Linked DNA regions of Homo sapiens: region 1 is linked to region 2. Evidence: read pairs that join two places in POLR2A ChIA-PET (ENCODE). Cell type or tissue: GM12878. All regions are shown on one strand. Links, peaks and the distances in the headings refer to the core of each region. The heading gives the core; the rest is flanking DNA. Region 1 overlaps CLIP1 (CAP-Gly domain containing linker protein 1). Region 2 overlaps B3GNT4 (UDP-GlcNAc:betaGal beta-1,3-N-acetylglucosaminyltransferase 4).

Region 1 (8,329 bases), core at 235-8,234, 200 kb after region 2:
CCGGTAATCCCAGCTACTCAGAAGGCTGAGGCAGGAGAATCGCTTGAATCCGGGAGGCAGAGGTTGCAGTGAGCCTAGATGGCACCACTGCACTCCAGCCTGGGTGACAGAGCAAGACTCCATCTGGGGGATGGGGGGCGGGAAGCAAACAGCATATCTTTAAGGATAAAGTACGAAAGATGAGTAAATATTGTAATCACTGTTTATTTAAAAGGTCAATGCCGGCCAGCTCAGTGGCTCACGCCCATAATCCCAACACTTTGGGAGGCCAAGGTGGGCAGATAGTTTTGAGCTCAGGAGTTTGAGATCATCCTAGGAAACATGGCGAAACCCTGTCTCTGCAAAAAATACAAAAATTAGCCAGGCGTGGTGGTGCGTGCCTGTGGTCCCACAGAGTGAGACCTTGTCTCAAACAAGTAAAAATAAATGGATCAATGTGAAAAGCCCATTCAGACACTAAAGGACTGACACAAGTCAGTAAGTATCAGAAAATTAACTGGCCCCTTAATTCAAAAGGAGCTACAAGGAAGTTTTATTTCCAATTTCTAACTGAGACAAACCTTACAGAGCAATTTATAAAATTAGCCTGCTAACCTTAAGTGTTGATTTGAGAATATCACACAATAAGACACTGACAGTAAATACAAAGTTTATGGTATCTTTCCAAAGTCAAGAGTAGACATACCCCTTTGAAAAATTATTCTGTGCTTAAGAAAATTATATGTATTTAAAACTTAAGGTGTGTATGACATAGTACAGAATACAAGTTGTACCTAGAGAAGTTTTAAAAAGGAAGGACAGGATTAAAAACTAACCCAGGGAGAAGGTTGGGGCATAAGACAATGTTTTTTTTAGAGATGGAACTCTGAGCTCTGATGCAACTGCCTGCAATTATGAATGCCTTTGCACAGCTCAGTCTGAGTGCAGATTTATATTCCTACTACTTAGCACGCAGAAAATAAAGAGCCTCCCAATGTTCCTCCATCTGCAAAAAAAAAAAAAAATGTTTTAAGGGAACATGGAAAGCTGAATAATTTGAGTTATTTTGTTCATTTACACAAAATTCTACAAAATTCCTGTGACTTTGTAACTCTAACACATACCACTAGCTTAAGACACAGATCTTAAAAGGGGCTGAAATTACTAGGCCTCTCTAGTATCTCCCAGAAGAACTTACTTAATGGGTCGGCAGCAGTCAATTATACTAACGTGTAAAAAGAAGCAATGTGCTTAATATAGCATCATAAAATGTTAGAATCAGAAGAGACTGTAGCAATCTAGTTCAACTCTCTCATTTTACCAACAAGAAAACTGATTCTAAAAAGTGAAATCACTTGTCAAGGTCATACTTACTTAACAGTCTAGGACTAAAACCCCAATCTCCAGGCTCCTGACCCTAATGTAAACTGATGAATAAATGTTTCTAAATTATTATATACAGCAGTGAGATCAAAGAGTCAATCTCAAGGCAAGTTAAAACTGACCTCCCCAGCCAAGGTGGTTCACACCTGCAATCTCAGCACTTTGGGAGGCTGAGGCAGGAAGATCACTTGAGCCCAGGAGTTCAAAACCAGCCTGGGCAACACGGCAAAACTCCATCTCTACAAAAAATTAGCCAGGTATGGTGTCGCGTGCCTGCAGTCCAGGCTATCTGGGAGGCTGAAGGAGGATCACCTGAGCCCAGGAGATTGAAGCTGCAGTGAGCTGTGATTGTGCCACTGCACTCCAGCCTGGATGAGTTTTTTTTTTTTCTTGAGACAGAGTGAGAACACGTGCTACAAGGAGGGTTTTTGGTGAGACCCTGTCTCAAAAAAAAAAAAAAAAAAAAAAAAAGAATTGATTTCCCTTTCCATTCTTCACAAAGGAAAAAAGTTGGCATATTGTTGCCTGCCCCTTAAACAGTCAGACATGGCCCACACCAAAAGCAAAAGCATACCAAAACTGCTCTGAACAAGAAAAGGGTACAAAGACAACTCCTAGAAGAATCAAGGTCTTTCATATTGGATTGGGTTTTTTTCTTTTCATAAAAGCTTTCTTGCCTGTAATGCCAGCACTTTGGGAGGCCGAGGCAAATCACCTGAGGTCAGGAGTTCAAGACCAGCCTGACTAACATGGCGAAACCCCATCTCTACTAAAAATACAAAAATTAGCCAGGCATGGTGGCGGGCACCTGTAATCCCAGCTACTCAGGAGGCTGAGGCAGGACAATCACTTGAACCCGGGAGACGGAGGTTACAGAGCTCACACCATTGCACTCTGGCCTAGACGATAAGAATGATACTCCGTCTCAAAAAAAAAAAAAAAAAGGTTCTTGTTTTTATTTTGCAAATGAGCAAGTTTAATAGTTGCTATAGGTCTTGAGAGACAATGGACAAATAACCACATTTTTTTGAGACATTTCTTTATTTTTTATTATATATTTTTTTGAGATGGAGTCTCACTCTGTCGCCCAGGCTGGAGTGCAGTGGTGCAATCTCAGCTCACTGCAACCTCTACCTCCCAGGTTCACGCCATTCTTCTGCCTCAGCCTCCCGAGTAGCTGGGACTACAGGCGCCTGCCACCACACCAGGCTAATTTTTTGTATTTTTAGTGGAGACAGGGTTTCACCGTGTTAGCCAGGATGGTCTCGATCTCCTGACCTCGTGATCCACCCACCTCGGCCTCCCAAAGTGCTGGGATTACAGGTGTGAGCTACCGCGCCCAGCCTATTCTGTTTTTAAGAGACTATGTTGCCCAGGCTGGTCTTGAACTCCTGGGCTCAAGAGATCCTCCTGCCTCAGCCTCCCAAAGTGTTGGAATTAAAGGCATGAGCCACTGTGCCCGGCCTATAACCACGTTTCTATTTTCACAATACTACAGGGCACCTTGATATTTTTTTTATTGTTTATTATTTTTTTGAGATGGAGTCTCCACTCTGTCACCCAGGGTGGCACGATCTTGGCTCACTGCAACCTCCGCCTCCCAGGCTCAAGTGATTCTCCTGCGTCAGCCTCCCAAGTAGCCAGGATTACAGGTCTGCACAACCATGCCCGGCTAATCTTTATATTTTTGTAGAGACAGGGTTTCACCATGTTGGCCAGGCTGGTCTCAAACTCCTGGCCTCGGGTGATCCGCCCGCCTTGGCCTCCCAGAGTGCTGGGATTACAGGCATGAGTTACCACGCCCAGCCTATAATATTTTTCTTTTCTTTTTCTTTTTTTTTGAGATGGAGTCTTGCTCTGTTGCCCAGGCTGGAATACAGTGGCATGATCTCAGTTCACTGCAACCACTGCCACCCAGGTTCAAGCGATTCTTCCGCCTCAGCCTCTGGAGTAGCTGGGATTACAGGCATGCGCAACCACGCCCAGCTAATTTTTATATTTTTAGTAGAGACAGGGTTTCACCATGTTGGCTAGGCTGGTCTCAAACTCCTGGCCTCAAGTGATCTGCCCACCTTGGCTTCCCAAAGTGCTGGGATTACAGGCACGAGCCACCACGCCCAGCCTATATTTCAAGAGAAGCAGTCTACTAAATTTACTCACAAATCCATAAGATAGTTTCTGTACAACCACCTTAGATGCTGTAAGTGGAAACTAGGAATTGGTTTCATTTGGATTTTAATTTTTTTCAAGACAGAGTCTCACTCTGTTGCCCAGGTTGGAGTGCAGTGGCTCAATCTCAGCTCACTGCAACCTCTGCCTCCCAGGTTCAAGCGATTCTCCTGCATCAGCCTCCCGAGTAGCTGGGATTACAGGCCCCTGCCACCACCCCCAGCTAGTTTTTGTATTTTTAGTAGAGACAGGCTTTCACCATGTTGGCCAGGCTGGTCTCGAACTCCTGACCTCAGGTGATCTACCCACCTTGGCCTCCCAAAGTGCTAAGATGACAGGCGTGGGCCACCGCGCCCGGCCTCATTTGGATTTTAAAATCTAACTTCAGTGTTTGTTATTTTTATTTTTTTTTTTTTTGAGACTGAGTCTTGCTCTGTCACCCAGGCTGGAGTGCAGTGGTGAGATCTCGGCTCACTGAAAGCTCCGCCTCCTGGGTTCACGCCATTCTCCTGCCTCAGCCTCCCGAGTAGCTGGGACTACAGGCGCCTGTCACCATGCCTGGCTAATTTTTTGTATTTTTAGTAGAGACAGGGTTTTGCTATGTTGGCCAGGCTAGTCTTGAACTCCTGGCCTCAAGTGATCCACCCACCTCAGCCTCCCAAAGTGCTGGGATTACAGGCATGAGTCACCATGCCTAGCCTCATTTCTTGCTCTTAATCTGCAATCCATTAACAGCTACAGTTTCCTCGAGAGCAGGACACATGACTGTTTTACTCAACTTTCCCAGTGTCTGGGCTAGTACCTCCCTATAGTAGATGCTTAATAAATATCTGCTAAATATAGAAACTAAAAGATAAAGGCATTCTTTTGTATACCATTTTCATTCGAAATGGTAACATACCATTGTTCTATACTTTGCCTTTGTAAAGTTATATTTATTTATGTATACACACACACACATATATATACACACAGACACACACACACTTTTTTTTTTTTTTTTTTGAGATGGAGTCTCGCTCTGTCACTCAGGCTGGAGTGCAGTGGCGCAATCTCGGCTCACTGCAACCTCCACCTCCTGGGTTCAAGCGATTCTCCTGCCTCAGCCTCCCGAGTAGCTGGGATTACAGGCACGTGCCACCACACCCAGCTAATTTTCGTATTTTTAGTAGAGACAGGGTTTTGCCATGTTGGCCAGGCTGGTCTCGAACTCCTGACCTCAAGTGATCTGCCCACCTCAGCCTCCCAAAGTGCTGGGATTACAGGCGTGAGCCACCACATCCGGCCTTATAAGTAATATTTTGAAGGTAAAAAGAAAAAGATAACAGGTTTGTTTCTCCAAAGAAGCTATACAAACGGCCAATAAGCACATGAAAGGATGTTCAATATTACTAGCCACCAGGTAAATACAAATCAAAATCACGATGAGATACCACACTGCACACTCACTAGGATGACTATAATCAAAAAGACATAGAAGTGCTGGTGAGGATTTGGACAAGCTGAACCTCATTCATTGCTGGTGGTACAACCACTTTGGAAAACAGTATTGTACTGCCTCAAAAGGTAGAGTTCGCATATGACCCAGCAATTCTATAACATTCTTAGGTATAGGCCCAACATAAAAGCAAGCATATGTCTACACAAAAAATTAGACACAAGAGCCAGGCATAGTGGCTTACGCCTGTAATCCCAGCACTTTGGGAGGCTGAGGTGGGCGGATCACCTGAGGTCAGGAGTTTGAGACAAGCCCAGGCAACATGGCGAAACCCTGTCTCTACTAAAACTATAAAAATTAACTGGGTGTGGTGGCAGGCGCCTGTAATCCCAGCTATTGGGGAGGCTGAGGCAGGAGATTTGCTTCAACCCAGGAGGTGGAGGTTGCAATGAGCCGAGATCACGCCATTGCACTCCAGCCTGGGAGACAAGGGCGAAACTCCATCTCAAAAACAAAAACAAAAAATTTATACATGAATGCTCACAGCAGCAGTATTCATGAGACAAAAAGTAGAAACAATCCAAAGGTTCATCAAGTGATGAAGAGACACAATGTGGTATTGGGGTATATCTACACAACAGAATATTACTCAACCATAAAAAGGAATCAAGGGCAGATGCATGCCACAACATGGAGGAACCCTGAAAACACTATGTTAAGCGAAGGAAGCCAGTCATAATGTATGATTCCCTTTATAAGAAATGTCCAGAATAAACAAATCTGTAGAGACGAGAGTAGATTTGCCATGTTGCCCAGGCTGGCATCAAACTCCTGGCCTCCTGCCTAGGGCTGGGAAAGTTGGCAGAAATAAGGAGTGACTGCTAATGGATACATGATTTCTTCTGGGGATGACAAAAATATATTAAAACTTACTTTTCCAAATGGGAGAAAAGGAAAAAAAATGAAAATATAATAAAACTGATAATGGTGATGGGTGCATAACTGCGAATATACTAAAAAACCACTGAATTGTATACTTTAAGTTACTAAACTGTATGGCATATGAATTATATCTCAATAAAGCTGTTATTTTTTAAAAAACTGGTGTACTTAGCAGTTTTCCTACTTACTATCTACAACCAGTTATTTTCTTTTTTTTTTTTTTTTTTTTTTTTAAGAGACAGGCTCTCACTCTGACACCCAAGCTGGAGTGCAATGGCACAATCATGGCTTACTGCAGCCTCAACCTCCTGGGCTCAAGGAATCCTCCCACCTCAGCCTCCTGAGTAGCTGAGACCACAGGTACACAACCATCCCTGGCTAACTTTTGTTTTTGTAGAAATGGAGTTTTGCCATGTTGCCCTGAGCTCACGGGATCCATCCACTTCAGCCTCCCAAAGTGCTGGGATTACAGGGGTGAGCCACCACACCTGGCCAAAAAAATTTTTTAATAAGAAGACTGAGGCCAGGCGTGGTGGCTCACCCCTGTAATCCCAGCACTTTGGAAGGCTGAGGTGGGCGGATTTCATGAGGTCATCAGTTTGAGACCAGCCTGGCCAACATGGCGAAACCCCGTCTCTACTAAAAATACAAAAATTAGACGGGCAAGGTGGCACGTGTTTGTAATCTCAGCTACTCAAGAGGCTGAGGCAGGAGAATCATTTGAACTCGGTAGGCGGAGGTTGCAGTGAGTCAAGATCACGCCACTGCACTCCAGCCTGGGTGACAGAGCGAGACTCCGTCTCTAAAAAACAAAAAAAAACCAAAGTACATACTCTAAAGTATCAAAAAGATTCCTCTGGGCAGTAGCATCATGGATAATTTGTTTTTTTCTGTGTTTTTGTATCTATGCAAATTTTATAATTTATACAATTAACCTACATATTTTAAGAAGAGAACATTATGTTACTAAAATGTAAAGCCCATCTTAAAACTAATACATAAAGAAAAAAATAAACCTGAGACCCTAAAAAAAACTTCACTGGAAAACATTTTCTAAAATCTAAACTTGACTAGATTCTCAAGATGACAACCTAAGCAAGCTACGTATCCCTTTCAACAGAAACTAGTCACATGGTTTCATGTAATAAAGACACCCACTTTTCAGAAACCCAGGCAATAAGTTTTCTTTCACTTAGGCTATAAAAAAAATCACCCTGCTTATAAAGTTTATTTACGGTCTAGAAAGGAAAAGTCTAAATAGGTCCCTTCCTGCTTTAAGGTATTAGAACATAATGTCTCTAATAAAAAGTCATTATATGGGGTAAATCAGGAAGAGAGAGGAGGCAAGAGGTCAAAGGCCTTGATTAAAAGATTTTCAGGAAAACATCCCTACTGACTCTTATCTTTCCTGAGAAGAGGGGGAGAATATGCCAAATATTTCACTACAATACTTGAGTAAAAGAAGGGATTTTTAGAATCGGGGGGAAAAAGACTTATTATATTGCCTCCCTTTATACATCAAACCCAAGTTTTGGATGATTTGCACACCCTGAACATCTGGATCTTCTGGGCCTTAACTTCGGAGAAGATATTATAAATCAAGGACTCGGCAATTTTAAGTGTTAAAAAGGGGCAGAGTTAAACTGGGATCTATCCAAATCATACTTAGACATAAGTAAGCAAAGGAGCAAACAAACACCAAACTGCTTAATTCAAGTCGGAAGTATTTTAGAGCTTACGCTTATAGAAAACATTAGGGCAGCAAAATGTCTGCCTGTAGTCTCATTAGCATTCCTGCAAAGAGGTGGATGAGAATAAACTTCCCCAGGGTAAGAGACACCAAGGAGGGTTCCCAATAGGGATTCTGTAATATGACTACTTCCTCTTTTGAGAGATTTTGAAAGCATACTTTTAAGATTTTGTTGCTGAACCACAATAAATAGACAATTAAAAAGTAGACCCACCCATTGAGTTAGTGCTAGTGGAATATGTCCTTCTGGAAGTGCCATATGGAGATTAAAAGAAAAAAAAAAAAAGCTCTTTACTCATTGTGGCCAAGATTCCTTGGTACTTGGTGCCAGGGCCAGGATATTACCCCAGATGTCCTAGCCAAATTCAAGGTTGGCTAATTACACTCTGACAAACTACAAGCAACAAAAAAAGTCTCCCTCTGTTCCCTTGATTGAAACCTGAAGAGGTCACTCTTCCTTGAAATTGTTTTTATTTTTTAATTTTGATTGAATTGTACACTTTAATATGTGTACTTTGGTTTTGGGGGTTTGTTTTTTGTTTGTTTGTTTTTTTTGAGACAGGGTCTCACTCTGTTGTCCAGCTTGGAGTGCAGTGGCGTGAACACAGCTCACTGTAGCCTCCTGGGATCAGATTTCTTGGGTTTAAGAGATCCTCCTGCCTCAGCCT
Region 2 (8,271 bases), core at 272-8,271:
CGCAGCACGTGGGGCAGGGTGGGGGGATGGGCTAGGGGCCGGCAGCTGAAGCTGGTGTTCCTCCTAGGGGTGGCAGGATCCGCTCCCCCAGCCCAGCTGCTGGCCTATGAGAGTAGGGAGTTTGATGACATCCTCCAGTGGGACTTCACTGAGGACTTCTTCAACCTGACGCTCAAGGAGCTGCACCTGCAGCGCTGGGTGGTGGCTGCCTGCCCCCAGGCCCATTTCATGCTAAAGGGAGATGACGATGTCTTTGTCCACGTCCCCAACGTGTTAGAGTTCCTGGATGGCTGGGACCCAGCCCAGGACCTCCTGGTGGGAGATGTCATCCGCCAAGCCCTGCCCAACAGGAACACTAAGGTCAAATACTTCATCCCACCCTCAATGTACAGGGCCACCCACTACCCACCCTATGCTGGTGGGGGAGGATATGTCATGTCCAGAGCCACAGTGCGGCGCCTCCAGGCTATCATGGAAGATGCTGAACTCTTCCCCATTGATGATGTCTTTGTGGGTATGTGCCTGAGGCGGCTGGGGCTGAGCCCTATGCACCATGCTGGCTTCAAGACATTTGGAATCCGGCGGCCCCTGGACCCCTTAGACCCCTGCCTGTATAGGGGGCTCCTGCTGGTTCACCGCCTCAGCCCCCTCGAGATGTGGACCATGTGGGCACTGGTGACAGATGAGGGGCTCAAGTGTGCAGCTGGCCCCATACCCCAGCGCTGAAGGGTGGGTTGGGCAACAGCCTGAGAGTGGACTCAGTGTTGATTCTCTATCGTGATGCGAAATTGATGCCTGCTGCTCTACAGAAAATGCCAACTTGGTTTTTTAACTCCTCTCACCCTGTTAGCTCTGATTAAAAACACTGCAACCCAGCTAACTTGTCCAGCATATGTTGAATGGGAGCCAAAGTGTAGCAAATGCTGCCAGGAACCTGTCGGGGCATTCCGGGCGCTGCCTGGGGCGCTGCAGTCTGGGACCTCAAGGAAGGAGGCTGCATAGGACCCCAGGAGAGACGCATTTTCTCTTTCAGATGCAAACAAAATCTTACACTCTTCTCCTTTGGATACAATAGAGAAACGGAAAGAAAGGAAGGAACAAGAGGCCTGTGTTAAGTCCTGTTGATGTTAAGTCCTGTTGAGAGCACCAGGTAAACACTCTGCACCCCTTCTCTTAGTAGTAATAGGTTTTTCACTCCTTGGCCTCAGCTGTCCTCACAGGACAGTGGGGGCAGATCAGAGAACACATCAGAAATACATACAAAGAAATCGTACAAACTGGACAGGTTCCCCTCCCCCTGCCACAACTGGCATCCCAACAGAGGGAACAAGTACTAAATCATTTTTGACGACGTAAATAAGACTGAAAACAGGTTAAACAGTTGCTGAACTTAAGGGCATGACAAAAAGGACTCCTCTCTCTGACCCAGGTAGGCAAAATGCTTTGGGTGTGAGGTAAAAAAAATGGGTAAGAGCAGCTGTACAGAGTGGGGTGAAATGTTAAACAGGGTGCAGTGCCCAAGGGCTAAGAACCAGGTCCAGCGCAAGCCTGAGACCACAGGAGGCACTCACAGCTCACAAAGGCGTCTCGCCTGATTGGCCAGGGCAGGATCTGCCGCCTCTTCTCGGTGCACAGACAGTCATGCCAACCCTGGGCAGGGTGGCATCTGCCCCTGCTTTCCCCACTGAGTGGGGAGACAGGGCAGTGTGCTCAGGCCCTCAATCCTCACGCAGGTAGGCCTCCTGCTCCGACTCAGCCCGCTCCTCCCCTTCCTCCTGTGTTTTCTGACGGAGCTCTTCTATCTGTGCTTCTGCCAGCTTGGTTTCTGCTTTCCGGGAGAGCTGGTGCACCTCTTCCACCTGCAGTTTCACCAGCTGAATGTGATTCCTGGCGGTTATAGAGGCCTGATCTGCGCCTGCCAAAAGATGGGACAATCGGGTTGAGCAGCCGTGCAGGGCGCGGAAGGCTCATGTGGACGTTGGCCTGGGGGTGCTGTGGCTGTCATCTGAACCCCTCTTGGGGTCACTTTCCTTGACCTCCCTGTCTTCTCTCTCTGCAAAGAAACTTCCACCTCTATGTTCAGGTCTGGATTTAACTGACACTCTGTCAAAAACAGCATTTTTCTTCAGCTGTCAGCGGCCAACATCACAATTATTAAATGCAACTCTCACAATCATCTTTATAGCTACAGAGCTTTTAGTACAGACCTTTGATTAATTTTTTTAACTACACATCTTCCATTTCTTTTTGACAAAGAGATCATGAATAAAATTGTCAAAGATCCCTTTCATCACCTTGACTAATCTTTAAAGGTAAAGGAATGCATAGAAAAATATTTTTTTACTATAAATTTATGTAACAGCATAAAAGGTATTAAATATGTTTTATAATTTTTTCACTTAAACATGTTTTGAAGGCCGGGCGCAGTGGCTCACGCCTCTAATCTCAGAACTTTGGGAAGCCAAGGCAGGCAGATCACCTGAGGGTCAGAAGTTCGAGACCAGCCTGGCTAACATGGTGAACCCGTCTCTACCAAAAATACAAAAAAAAATTAGCCAGGCATGGTGGCGCATGCCTGTAATCCCAGCTACTTGGGAGGCTGAGGCAGGAGAATAGCTTGGACCCGGGAGGCGAAGGCTGAAGTGAGCCAAGATCGTGCCACTGCACTCCAGCCTGGGCGACAGACTCCGTCTCAAAAAAAAAAGAAAAAAAGAAAAAAGGCTGGGTGCAGTGGCTCGTGCCTGTAATCCTAGCACTTTGGGATGCCGAGGTGGGTGGACTGCCTGAGCTCAGGAGTTCAAGACCAGCCTGGGTAACACGGTGAAACCCCGTTTCTACTAAAATACAAAAAAAGTAGCTGGGTGTGGCAGAGTGCACCTGCAGTCTCAGCTACTTGGGAGCCTGAAGCAGGAGAATTGCTTGAACCTGGGAGGCGGAGGTTGCAGTGAGCTGAGATCGCGCCACTTCACTCCAGCCTAGGTGAGAGTGAAACTCGTCTCCCCCCCAAAAAAAAAAATGAGCTCTCTCATTTTACCTGCTGCTAGTTAGTGTATTTCACCATCTGGGTATATACATTTTATCAATTCGTCTGTAGAACATTTTGATCTTACTGCATTAACAAGAACCTTCAGGACAATGTTGACAGGTAGTGGAGAATGGCAGGCATCCTCCTCTTCTAACTTCGATGAAAACACTTCTGAAAGTCCACACAATTAAGTAGGATTACTTAACCTTTATTACATTAAGAAAATTATCTCTTCATAATTGTACTTAGATTCGAATCATAAATGGCTACTACACTGAAGATGTTTTGGGCATATGTTAAGTGGTTTTTCTCCTTTAATCTATGGATATATCATCTCAAACAGTGAATTATATTTGTTTGAGAAGGAGTCTCACTCTATAGTTTTTTACAGTGTTGAACTATCATTCTATTTTGAGGGTAAATGGCTACGTTTGATTTACGGCTACATTTTGAAGTGATACTGAGCTTTTCGTTTTGGTGCTGCCCTAGTCCAGTTTGGGATCGGGGCTATGCTGGCTTCATACAGTAGTAAGAGGAGGCTTGTCATTACTTTCTTTGCGCTGGTACACTTACAGTAACATAGGTATTATAGTTTTGGAAGATTTGATAAAACTCTCCCACGAAACATCCTAGGCCCTGGTGTCCATTTTGGGGACATCAAAATCTTCGAATACCATTTCTACCTTTTTTTTTTTTTTTTTTTTGAGATGGAGTCTCACTTATCACCCAGGCTGGAGTGCAGTGGCGCGATCTCGGCTCACTGTAAGCTCCACCTCCCGGGTTCACGCCATTCTCCTGCCTCAGCCTCCTGAGTAGCTGGGACTACAGGTGCCCACCACCATGCCTAATTTATTTATTTATTTTTTTTATTTTAGTAGAGACGGGGTTTCACCACGTTAGCCAGGATGGTCTTGATCTCCTGACCTCGTGATCCACCCGCCTTGGCCTCCCAAAGTGCTGGGATTACAGGCGTGAGCCACCGCGCCCAGGTGATATATCAACTTTTTAAATGATTTTGTTGTCTCTTCCTTTTGTCACCTGGTACAAAATTTACTGTGTGTCTTAGAAGAGTATGTAAATTTAGAGGGAGGGGGCAAAGTTTTATATTTAGTATATATACATTTGTTAGGTGTTTAAAAACCACTCTGCAAAACCAGCCTGGGAAACTTAGCAAAACTCTGTTTCTACTAAAAATAAAAAAATTAGCTGGGGCATGGTGGTGTGCACCTGTAATCCCAGCTACTGGGGAGGCTAAAGTGGGGAGGATCACTTGAGTCCAGGAGGTTGAGACTACAGCAAGCTATGATCTATGATCCCACCACAGCATTCCCGCATGGACCCTGTCTCTCTCACACACACAAATCTGATTTTCCTTTGTTTAGTTAAAAGTAAAAAAAAAAAAAAAAAAAAAAAAAAAAAAAAAAAATCACAGACGGGCACAGTGGCTCACGCCTGTAATCCCAGCACTTTGGGAGGCTGAGGCAGGTGGACTGCCTTAGCTCAGGAGTTCGAGACTAGCCTGGGCAACATGGTGAAACCCCATCTCTACCAAAAAATAAAAAAGATTAATCGGGCGTGGTGGTGACTGCCTGTGGTCCCAGCTACTCAGGAGGCTGAGACAGGATTGCTTGACCCTGGGAGGCAGAAGTAACGGTGAGCCAAGATCAAGGAACTGCACTCCAACCCGGGTGACAGAGTGAGACCCTGTCTCCAAAATAAAAAACAATCACACTGAGCTGGGTGCAGTGGCTCAGCTCACGCCTGTGATCCTAGCACTCTGGCAGGCCAAGACGGGAGGATCACTTGAGCCCATGAGTTCAAAATCAGCCTGGGGAACATAACAAGACACCAACTCTTAAAAAAAAAAAAGAAAATTAGTTGGGCTGCTTGGGACGCTGAAATGGGAAGATGGCTTGAGCCCAGGTCAAGGCTGCAGTAAGCTGTGATCATGCCATTACACTCCAGCCTGGGCAACAGAGCAAGACCCTGTCTCCAAAACAAATTCTGTTCTAATCCTTAATAGCTTTAATAGCTTTAATTTTTTTGGTTGTCTTGACCTGCAAGCGTGCTCAGAAAATTGAGTATTACACACATCTCAGATCTCCTTGTAATTCTATCAGTTTTTGCCTCATTAAGTACATTTCATGATTGATAATGTCTTAATGAATTGTTCTGTCCTACTGATTACTTTTTATCTTGAATTCTTTGATTTAGCTAGTTTTAGCTAAATTTTGGAACACAATCTAAACGTGTCATTTAATAAGTTTATTTTTACTGCAATCACTGATGTTTGAAATTATTCCTATAATTTTTTTTTTTTTTTTTTAAATTACAGATGGAGTTTTGCCATGTTGGCCAGGCTGGTCTCGAACTCTTGACCTCAGCTGATCCATCTGACTTGGCCTTCCAAAGTGCTGGGATCATAGGTGTGAACTACTGCACGTGGCCCAATTTTGTATTTTCTAATTGACGGGTTTTCTTTTTAAACCTTTCCTGCCTCAACTGGAGCTACCAAGTTTCCTCCCACTCCTACTAATTCTCTTTGCAGTGTTTAACAATGTCTAATGTCAATGTGCTTAGCATGTTTTCACTTTCCCAAATTTAAAAACTTGTTTTACACTCAGAACTTTTGAAAAAAAATCTTAGTAGCTTCTCTCAAAACTGATTTTTCCTTCTTCATAGTTCTTCCAGAAAGTGTATACAGGTGGTACTTTGAGTCTATGTCTGAGGATATCTTTTATTCTCACTTTTTGATGGTAGTTGGCTATACATAAAATCCTAGGTTATGGATTTATCGTCACCTCTAGTGTTGCGGAGAAGATGCCTGATGTTTGATTCTACTTCCTTTGTAGGTAATCTATTTTTTCTTAGTAGCTTTTGGGATTTTGCTCTGAATCTTTTTGTTATGCTGTTACTTTATTGTTCGCTTATTTATTTATTTTTGTTTTTTTTTTTGAGATGGAGTCTTGCTCTGTTGCCCAGGGTGGAGTGCAGTGGTGTGATCTCTGCTCACTGCAAGCTCTGCCTCCCAGGTTCACGCCATTCTCCTGCCTCAGCCTCCCGAGTAGCTGGGACTACAGGCACCCGCCACCACACATAGCTAATTTTTTTGTATTTTTAGTAGAGACGGGGTTTTACCATGTTAACCAGGATGGTCTTTATCTCCTGACCACATGATCCGCCCACCTCAGCCTCCTAAAGTGCTGGGATTACAGGCGTGAGCCACTGCGCCCGGCCATTTTTTTGTTTTTAAGACAGGGTCTTGCTTTGTCAACCAGGCTGGGGTACACTGGCCTGATCATGGCTCACTGCAGCCTCGACCTCCAGGGCCCAAGTGATCCTCTCACCTCAGCCTCCCAAGAAGCTGGGACTACAGGCGCCCATCACCATGCCTGGCTAATTTTTTTGTAGAGACAGGGTTTCATCGTGTTGTCAAGTCTGGTCTCGAACTCCTGAGCTCAAGTGATCCACCTGCTTAGGCATCCCGAAGTGCTGGGATTACAACAGGTATGAGCCACTGCACCTGGACCAGATTTTTGGTTAAAAAAGTGAAATCATAAGGCCGTGCACAGTGTCTCATGTCTGTAATCCCAGCAGTTTGAGAGGCCAAGGCGGGTGGATCACTTGAGCTCAGGAGTTCAAGACCAGCCTGGACAACATGGCAAAATCCTGTCTCTACCGGAAACATATAATCCCAGCTACCTGGGAGACTGACATGGTAGGATCGCTTGAGCCCAGAGGCTAAGGCTGTAGTAAGCAGTGAGCCATGATTGTGCCACTGTACTCCAGCCTGGTAACAGAGTAAGACCTTGTCTCAGGGAAAAAAAAAAAAAAAATTCCGTTTACAACTTTGTTAGCCCTTTCTATGAGTTCTAGGAAAATGTCTACTTTTCTCAAATAATGCTTATACATCCCCTCCTTTTCTCCTTCTAGATATTCTCCTTTTCTCCTTCTAGATATAAGCATATCCTCCTGTTCACTGCACCTAGAAATCCTCTGCCATGTTTGTGTGGCACAACTATAATGCTGCTTCCACACTTCCGTTGTTTCATTCTTGTTCCAAATCTCTGATCCCTCAGGATCACTACTTTTTCTCAGGATCACTACTTTTTCTGGGCCAAGCGCAGTGGCTCATGTCTGTAATCCCAGCACTTTGGGAGGCCGAGGCAGGCAGATCACCTGAGATCAGGAATTCAAGACCGGTCTGGCCAACATGGTGAAACTCCGTCTCTACTAAAAATAAAAAAATTAGCCAGGCATGGTGGCAGGCGCTTCCAAGCCCAACTACTCAGGAGGCAGAGGCAAGAGAATTGCTTGAAGCAGGGAGGTGGAGGTTGCAGTGAGCTGAGTTCACACCACTGCACTCCAGCCTGGGGGATGGAATGAGACTGTCTCAAAAAAACAAACAAACAAAAAAACTAACAACAACAAAAAAAACCTTCTAAAAGAATTATTTTTTGTTTTTCAGTATGATGACACAACACTTACCTTAAAAAATGTTTTATATCTTTTCTTTGAGATGGGGTCTCACTCTGTTGCACAGGCTGGAGTGCAATGATCTCACCTCACTGCAACCTCTGCCTCCCAGGCTCAAGTGATCCTCCTATCTTACCCTCCCAAGTAGCTGGGATTGCAGGTGTGAGCCACCACACCCAGCCCTTTGTATCATTTTTAAGATTTGATGATTGAGAACCCTAGCCTGCTAATCTTGACATCAGAAAACAAGAGTATGTTTTAATATAACAATTTCTTTTTTGAGACAGGGTCTAGCTCTTTTGCCTAGGATGGAGTGCACAGGCATGATCATAGCTCACTGCAGCCTTGAGCTCCTGGGTTCAAGCAATCCTCCCACCTCTGCCTCCCGAGTAGCTGGGACTACAGGCGAGCGCCAATACGCCCAGCTAATTTTTGTATTTTTGGTAGAGATGGGGTTTCACTGTGTTGCCCTTGAACTCCTGGGCTCCAGCAATCTGCCTGCCTTGGCTTCCCAAAGACACGCGTTGAGTCCCTGTGCCTGACTCATCCCAGTTTCTTTTTTTTTTCTTGAGACAGAGTCTTGCTCTGTCACCAAGGCTTGAGGTGCAGTGGAGCCATCTAGGCTCACTGCAGCCTCCACCCCCTGGGTTCAAGCCATTCTCCTGCACAGGCGTGTGCCACTACACCTGGCTAATTTTTGTATTTTTAGTAGAGACAGGGTTTCACCACGGTGGCCAGGGTAGTGTCAAACTCTTGACCTCAAGTGACCC

What was found. ChIA-PET counts read pairs that join two places held together with the same protein. Peaks named below come from ENCODE experiments on the same cell type or tissue, not always from the same donor. Only the 100,000 strongest peaks of a DNase experiment are listed, where the experiment ranks them.
Region 1: POLR2A ChIA-PET joins it to region 2 with 5 read pairs; 7 of 35 experiments call an interaction of 5 or more read pairs at or near these places.

What each region holds. Positions count from the first base shown.
Region 1 is chr12:122,405,941-122,414,269 of GRCh38, forward strand. The region is part of intron 1 of CLIP1 (CAP-Gly domain containing linker protein 1); the gene reads right to left. Among named protein-coding and RNA genes, the nearest start is that of CLIP1, 13 kb to the right of the region's middle. In GM12878, for the core only: no CTCF peak of the experiment used is centred there; a DNase peak (open chromatin) is centred at 7,712; H3K4me3 peaks cover 1,611 bases; H3K27ac peaks cover 3,017 bases.
Region 2 is chr12:122,206,663-122,214,933 of GRCh38, forward strand. It overlaps B3GNT4 (UDP-GlcNAc:betaGal beta-1,3-N-acetylglucosaminyltransferase 4), which reads left to right. Exons shown (of 3, transcript NM_030765.4): 3 at 1-2,290. The coding sequence ends at 726. It overlaps DIABLO (diablo IAP-binding mitochondrial protein), which reads right to left. Exons shown (of 6, transcript NM_001371333.1): 6 at 1,006-1,915. The coding sequence ends at 1,719. Among named protein-coding and RNA genes, the nearest start is that of B3GNT4, 7.1 kb to the left of the region's middle. In GM12878, for the core only: no CTCF peak of the experiment used is centred there; no DNase peak of the experiment used is centred there.